Linked DNA regions of Homo sapiens: regions 2 and 3 are each linked to region 1. A link is a loop called in an ENCODE intact Hi-C map of the cell type or tissue named here. Cell type or tissue: IMR-90. All regions are shown on one strand.

Evidence for each region. A loop is a pair of places that touch in the nucleus more often than their neighbours do. Peaks named below come from ENCODE experiments on the same cell type or tissue, not always from the same donor. Only the 100,000 strongest peaks of a DNase experiment are listed, where the experiment ranks them.
Region 2: it touches region 1 in a loop (5-fold over the local background); 1 of 110 quality-filtered maps calls a loop at or near these places.
Region 3: it touches region 1 in a loop (4-fold over the local background); 1 of 110 quality-filtered maps calls a loop at or near these places.

Annotation. Positions count from the first base shown.
Region 1 is chr2:48,852,171-48,854,670 of GRCh38, reverse strand. No RefSeq gene overlaps it. Among named protein-coding and RNA genes, the nearest start is that of LHCGR, 98 kb to the right of the region's middle. In IMR-90, no CTCF peak of the experiment used is centred here; a DNase peak (open chromatin) is centred at 1,560; H3K27ac peaks cover 2,165 bases.
Region 2 is chr2:48,722,059-48,724,558 of GRCh38, reverse strand. The region is part of intron 10 of STON1-GTF2A1L (STON1-GTF2A1L readthrough); the gene reads right to left. It overlaps LHCGR (luteinizing hormone/choriogonadotropin receptor), which reads left to right. Exons shown (of 11, transcript NM_000233.4): 5 at 863-937; 6 at 1,026-1,103. Among named protein-coding and RNA genes, the nearest start is that of LHCGR, 32 kb to the left of the region's middle. In IMR-90, no CTCF peak of the experiment used is centred here; a DNase peak (open chromatin) is centred at 1,218; H3K27ac peaks cover 1,688 bases.
Region 3 is chr2:48,714,428-48,716,927 of GRCh38, reverse strand. All of the region lies in intron 10 of STON1-GTF2A1L (STON1-GTF2A1L readthrough), which reads right to left. All of the region lies in intron 6 of LHCGR (luteinizing hormone/choriogonadotropin receptor), which reads left to right. Among named protein-coding and RNA genes, the nearest start is that of LHCGR, 40 kb to the left of the region's middle. In IMR-90, no CTCF peak of the experiment used is centred here; DNase peaks (open chromatin) are centred at 757, 1,497 and 2,407; H3K27ac peaks cover 2,136 bases.

The DNA of each region.
Region 1 (2,500 bases):
ACACACACACACACACACACACACACACACACACACACACACACACATATACACAGAGTTCTTTAGGTCTCGAACTCTCTAGGTCTCGAACTTCTCATGATTATATCTCTATGGTCTGCACTTAAGTGTTAAATGATAAATGTTAAGCAACCCCAAGTAAACTGAGTAGAAAAGCGAAAATGCAAGAAAAACTTTTTTTAAATGTTATACAGTATGAAAGAAGATGCAAGTAGAGGCTGTAACTTCATTTCTCCAGCTGGCCATAATACTACAGCTGATGTTTATAGTTTTCCATGACTTCTAATATCCACTCTATGTTCCTCTGACCTTTAACCAGAACCTCTGAAGAACCAGCTGGGTTGTCAAGACAGGAGAAATGACTCTTCCAGGGGGTTTGAGCCCCTGATGGTTTTTCCTGTAGAGGGATACAGCAATTACACATTAACCTTGACCACTTGGCTTGGCACCATAAAGGCTTCCTCAGATTGCACCCATTTTTTACATAGTAGCCACCTGTCTTCTCCTTGGTAATCAAGGTGAGTCATCCAGTCAACTTCATAACCACCTTTTTCTGTTTGCAAATAGTGTGAGAAGCCTAACATGGGCCAAGTGGCAGTCTCAGCTTCTGATTCAATGGACCTATTCCTGTCACTGATGGAAGAATTTCCCCTTTAGATATCAAGACCTCTAAATCAGCAGAAGCAAGATTCACAGGAACACGAACCATAATTCATAAAGCAGGTTACTTGATAAAATCATCAGATTCCTCCCCTACCTCACTGAGTGTCTGACAAGAAGGATAAGAATTAGGCAGGTGAGAGTAACAAAAACCTCAAATAACAATAGCTTAAGCAAGACAGGATTATATTTCTCTCCCGTAAAAGTCCAGGTAGGTGGCCCAGAGCTAATATAGCATTCCATGGTGCCAGGAACCCAGATTCTATTATCTTATTGCTCCATTATGTCCAATAGGCTCCTAATGATTCAATAGATTGATTTGATCTAAGCTATCATATCTGAATTCTAACCAGTAAGAAGGAAAAAAGAGAAAGAGAAGAGAAAAATCCATTCCTGGAAGTTGCGCCAGTCACTCTTATCCCACTTGCCAAAATTTAGCTACATCATCCCACTGAACTACAAGGGGTCTCGAAAATGGAATCTTTACTCTGAGATGCCTTGGACCCCTCAAAAAATCAGAAATTCTATTTCTCTAGAAGAAAGGGAGAAAGAGTATTAAGGGATAACCAGTGGTCTCTGCCACTGAGAATGAGGGAGAACTGCCAGTTTTCTCCCCTAAGGAAAGGGTAGTGTGATGTGCCTACAGCAGTTTGGAGAACCAGAGTCTCCAAATGCCCAGGATTCTCTTGGAAACCCTCATCTCAGTTGTCTAGATTCCACTGCTTCCCAAACAATGTTCTAACTAGCCACAGCCCTGGCGAAGATGTAAATCTAACTGATACTGTAATGTAGCAACTATAAATGCTATCTCTGTGTTTCATTTTCAGCATTCTCAACCCTGTAGAGTTAATAAACAATAAGAGATTCTTTCTACATGATCACATAAAAGCTTCAAATTTCATTCCATGCTTTGTGGTGAGAATTGTGAAATATAACCCTTTCAGAACAGTTGTCAGAAGACCCTTGTCCCCAGATTCAACATTTATCATCCCTTTTGCATGAGTCTATGGTTACAGCTATCTTACCCATTTCCCCAGAGCTTCATTTTCAAAGAGCATGCGGTCCCAAAAGAACAGTGTTGATAACTTGAGTAGTTATTTTATACTTTATAGCATACATTATACTTACAAACCTAAAATAAAGGGGAGGGGGTGAAAATCTCATTTCCTTTTGCCCCATCTTGGCCCAGTAACCAATTCTAAGTGGCCCATATATCTCTTACTTGCAACCCACTCACTATTACCAACTCTGGCATAAGTTAAGGTGCCATGATGCAGTGTTGGGAGGAAATGTCTTTTAAGGCTCATACCATTAACCACTATAACTTTATCCTCCTTATAATGTCATTTTTGACCTCCAACTCACTCCCTCATTCACTGAAGATGAGGACAACTGTAGGCTTCCTGAAGTAAATGCAAAATTTTATGCATATGTTGTGTACTTTCCTAGAGAGCCCATACTTTCCATTTTATTGTCAAAGGACCCCATGACCTCCCCAAGGATAATTAAAAATAACTTCCCTGGCTATTAAAATTGCCCTAAGTGTTTTTCACCTGTGACATTATACATTCCAATGTCCTACTGTCAGTGCATAGCCTCCCACCTTCCAGCTTTCCTTAGCTACTCCTCTGATGTCTGGATGTTCACTACCTCTTCAAGGTTTCACCTTAATCTCTTTCCAATTTAAATTCCAAGCTCCATCCTATCCACAACTCTTCCTTTATTCATTCATCAACTAAATCAATGTTTACTGAGAATTTACCATTTGTTACAGACACAAAGACAAGACAGAGAGTTTCCTGCCCTACTAGAGAATACATTC
Region 2 (2,500 bases), 130 kb after region 1:
CTATCCCCAGCTGTAGACAGAGCAGAGATCCAGTGTGACCTGGGCTTTTGGATAAGAAGGAGAACCAGAGAGAGCCAGAAGAGAAACCTGGCTTTGTTTCATTGTCACGAGGGTGACAGACAGTTCATATTAGTTGTCCAGATCCCATGACTGGTGAATCTAAAACTCCAGTGGGGAAATCCAGATGCCTAGACTCTGAGGGAGCCCCATTCTTGTAATAAAATACTCTTCAATTTCACCTATCACTTAAGCCTCTCTCCTCTTCAGAGGCTAAATAAAAGGTGGGAAGAAAAGAAGAGCCTTGAATAGTCCCAAACACCAAAACAATGTTTAGTGATTTCAATGAGATGCAAAGAAGAACTTCCTGAATTGCAAGATAGCTAAATAAGGGAAGATTTTTAATAATGAGCAATATGGATTTATCATAAAAGATTAATTTTCTTGAAGTATTTGAATCAAAACCTGCTCCAAAATTTAAGGATGCTTTCTCGAACTATCAAGAGCTTGTAATAAACTAATTACCAAAAGAAAGTGGAATGCAATACGGGAAAATGTGATTGATTTAATAAGAAAAGACAGGCTACAAATATAAATGAAAAAGACCTTTAAATTTGGCCCCAGTCCCCAGGTCTCTAAATAGCAGTCATTAAAGCATCTTCTCCCACAGCATGAGGGACTTCTAAATTGCAACAATCTTTCTCAGCTAAAAGTAGTCCTGATAACACCAAACTCAATATTTTTAAATTTAATGTGAAAGTTGTATTTGCAAAATGCCTTTGTACTCTCTTTTTATCTTTATGTCTTAATGACAATCACTTTTACCCACTCTCTGCCCACACCACTATCCTGTCCCTAATCACAGGAGCATCTGTAACACAGGCATCAGAAAGTTTCCAGATGTTACGAAGGTCTTCTCCTCTGAATCAAATTTCATTCTGTAAGTACCAGGCTGATTGCTATGCATAACAGTTTCCTATTTGCAGCTAAAATTTAGAAAGTAAATATTTCTCATTTCTTTCCTCAAGGGAAATTTGTGATAACTTACACATAACCACCATACCAGGAAATGCTTTTCAAGGGATGAATAATGAATCTGTAACACTGTGAGTAAACTCCCAGATTTGTGTTCTGCCATACAGCCTCCTGCTAGTCTCACTACTAGGTTGGGGTGAGCTTTTTCTCATGTTTTACCACATTCCTCACTCACTGGTGACATTCTTCTTAACCTAAAATGCTAAGGGTGAAGGGAGTTGTGTAAGATCACAGCTGGGTCATATGTTCACATGACAACCAACCAACCAATTCAGTTTAACCAAACAGGCCCTGAGGATTTTTAGTGACTGAGTCTCAAACTTATGAAATTGTTCACTGCATTAATGGAGAATGCTCTAAGGCTGGGAAGACACAGTCTAGAGAGGAGTGGCTTTCCTGGCTTAAAAAGAGCATAGAAATTTCAAGATTTCAACAGAGAAGAGTTTGGAAGGATATTCTCCAAGTAGGAAAAGTAGTTGATCAATGGACCTTGCTCTGTCTCTCTCATTTTCGCCTTCCTCTTGGGTCCCTCTCACTTTGCTTCTGAAGCAACACTATCTATACTCATTCTCTCTATTCCTTAATGCTTAAAAATAATGTGTTTTTATTTGACAGTTACTCGTCAGGTTACCAGGCTATCCCTTTCATGGTGTTTCCTAAGGCCTCACTATTCAAACTATGAGCCATGATCTTCAGCATCTTCTGAGAGCTGGTGTATAAGTCCATTCTCACATTGCTATAAAGAACTACCTGAGACTGGGTAATTTATAAAGAAAAGAGGTTTTAATTGGCTCACAATTCTGCAGGCTTTGCAGGAAGCATGATTCTGGCATCTGCTCAGCTTCTGGGGAGGTCTCAGGAAACTTACAATACTGATGGAAGGTGAAGGGTGAGCCAGCACCTCACATGGCCAGGAGCAGTAGGAAGAGAGAGAGCAGGGAGATGTCACGCACTTTTAAACAATCAGATCTCATGAGAACTCTATCACAAGAACAGCACTAGGGGGATGGTGCTAAACCATCCATGAGAAACCACCCCCATGATCCAGTCACCTCCCACCAGGCCCCACCTCCAACACTGGGGATTATAATTTGTAATGCAATTTTGTGGAAACACAGATCTAAACCATATCCTCTAGTTAGAAATAGCTCACCGCAGACCTACTAACTCAGAATATGCTTTTTACAAGATCCCAAGTGATTCACATGTACATTAAAGTTTGAGGAGCACTCCACTAAGATAACTCAACCCATGTTCTTCACAGGACACTTGCCAGACTTCCTTCCCTCTGGAATCCCTGCCATACATCTTCACATGGGAGCCCTCCACTGCCGTACCATTCAGAAGCAGCATCCTGGGCAGCATATTTTATTTTATTGCAACTGAGTCTCGCTCTGTCACCAGGCTGGAGTGCAGTGGCGCAATCTTGGCTCACTGCAACCTCTGCCTCCTGGGTTCAAGTGATTCT
Region 3 (2,500 bases), 140 kb after region 1:
AGTTTCTGATTTAATAGGTCTGAGTCTGCATTTTTGACAAGCAACTCCAGGTGATTCTAATTCAGTGGATGGAGGAGAAAGTTTTGACAAATACCGGGCAAGAGTCTAAGAAATCAAACTTAAGGAAGTTCAGAAAAAGAGTGTGATTCCTTTATCTAAAAGAGACTGCTATAAAGGAATTCAACCCCTAAAATGACAGGAGACTGCCAAAGACTAACATCCTAGGTGCAAAATTTTAAAAAATTCTGGTGAAATTGAGCTTCTAAGGAAACAACAAGGTTGTGTATAATTATGCAAGACAACAGGCATCAACCCTGTACCTATGTTCTCAGATTCCACAATATAGAAGGGGAAGAAAACTACTGAGAGTGGCATCCAGTAATCCAACATGGTAGAGCTAGTATGTGAAACTGATGATTGGCTTTGCCTCCATTGCTTTATCATCATCTGACCCATGATTATATTTTATGTTTTTATTGTTTGCCTCCTCCAGAGAAACATATCCTCCTGTATCTAGAACAGTGCCTGGCACCTGGGAGTATTACAGTAAATATACATTAAATGAATGGGATGACCAAATGAGAATATGTAAGATGAATTTCTTACCATAAATCATAACCAAACAATTTTGAAGGCTACTGACTTAGATGGAAATATAAGTTATTTGAGAAAGGCCTGTGGTGTGATGTAAAGTTAAGCTCCTTGTATCTGCCAAGACCCTAGCTTCTCTTTGCAGGGTTGCTGGAAGCTGGCCAGGGACAAGCTGTGGGGTGTAACTTGAGAAATGGTTCAGAAACATGCTTCAGATTCTGCAATATAGAAAGGGATGAAAACTATTGAAAGTGGCATCCAGTAATCCAATATGGGAGAGCTAGTATGTGAAGCTGTAAACTCTGAAGAATCTCAGAAGAAAGCATATGAGAGCCTGGGAAACCATGGAAGCCTCCCCTTCCCGGGGAAGGGCAAAGCTGCTGCTTTACTCAGGCTATTGACTGAGCTAGGCACCAGGCATTCTGTGAGGCCCCAGGAGTTTAAGAAATGAATTAAATATTCTCCCCTGCCCTCTTTGAACTGACTCTAACGAGGAGACTTAAGAATTATTTTGTAATCTCTAGTTATATTTTCTGAATTTCAGAGCTTAAATATTATACTTCAACATGAGTCACACCTTTATTTATATGTTGGTTTGTCTCAGCTGTGTTGTGGGTTGGTGGAAGGAGACCACACATACATACACACAGAGTACATACATGCTGTTGATGTTACACACATACTCACACCCCACAAAGTGAAGCTCCATGCTCATTTTGTTTAACAAAGACTAGAGAGGCCTTGCAGACAACAGCTACCTGGAGCAGGAACAAGTGAAGCATGTTTCTGAACCATTTCTCAAGTCACACCCCACAGCCTGTCCCTGGCCAGCTTCCAGCAATCCTGCAAAGGGAAGTTAGGGTGTTGGCAGATATAAGGAGTTTAACTTTACATCACACCACAGCCCTTTCTCACGTGGGTTTTACATCATCATTCACAAAGAATTTATACAAATATTTCCATCTAAGGCAGTAGCTTTCAAACTTGTTTGGCTATGATTTATGGTAAGAAATTCCCATTTGGTCATCCAATTTATTTAATATATATTTACTGTAATACTCCCAGGTGCCACGCACTGTTCTAGATACAGGAGGATATGTTCTCACGGAGGAGGTAAACAATAAAAACATAAAATGTAATCATGGGTCAGATGATGATAAAGCAACGGAGGCAAAGCAAATCAGGGAAGGAGTATAGGGAAAGTAGGGGGAAACAGGAAATTGGTGTTTTAAATAGGGCAGCCAGTAAAGGCCCCACTGAGAACACGACACGAAATACAATCCTGCAGGAAGAGGATGGGTAGCCCATGAGGATATCAGTGGAGGAAAAGTAAAAAGAATCAGCAAAATTGATGTGCTGGATGTAGCCCCAGACAAAGCATATCCTAGTCCCATTTATGCCAGTTGTAGGCTTTAGACAAGTCACTTTCCCTCACTGAGCCTATTTCCTTCTTTGCAAAATGACAATGTGCTGCTTGATTCCCTCTAGACTCCTTTGTGGCTCAAACATTTCCCCATATCTGTGTTCTAAGGATCCTCTTATGTCTTATTCTGGGTAGAAGTATACATGTATGTGTGTGTGTTTGTGTGTGTGTGTATTTATAGGTATATACCATAAAAAATGGTGGGATAAAGTTTCATAAACATTAATACCCTAATCACTTGCAAAATGCTCTAATACTTTTTATTTTTTCTATGTAGATTTTTTAAATGCTGGTTATGCCCAAGTAAATTGATTCACTATGCACTAATGGTCTTAAAGGACTGTTTACAGACATTGAAATCTTCTTGGTTGTGGAGCCAAATCTGACATCAGCAAAACCACATACTCATCCAAGAAAAAAAAAAAAAAAAGTGGGCTCAGTGCTGGAGGCTTCCTCTGCCCTCAGCTTTCAACACCCAGAAAACCC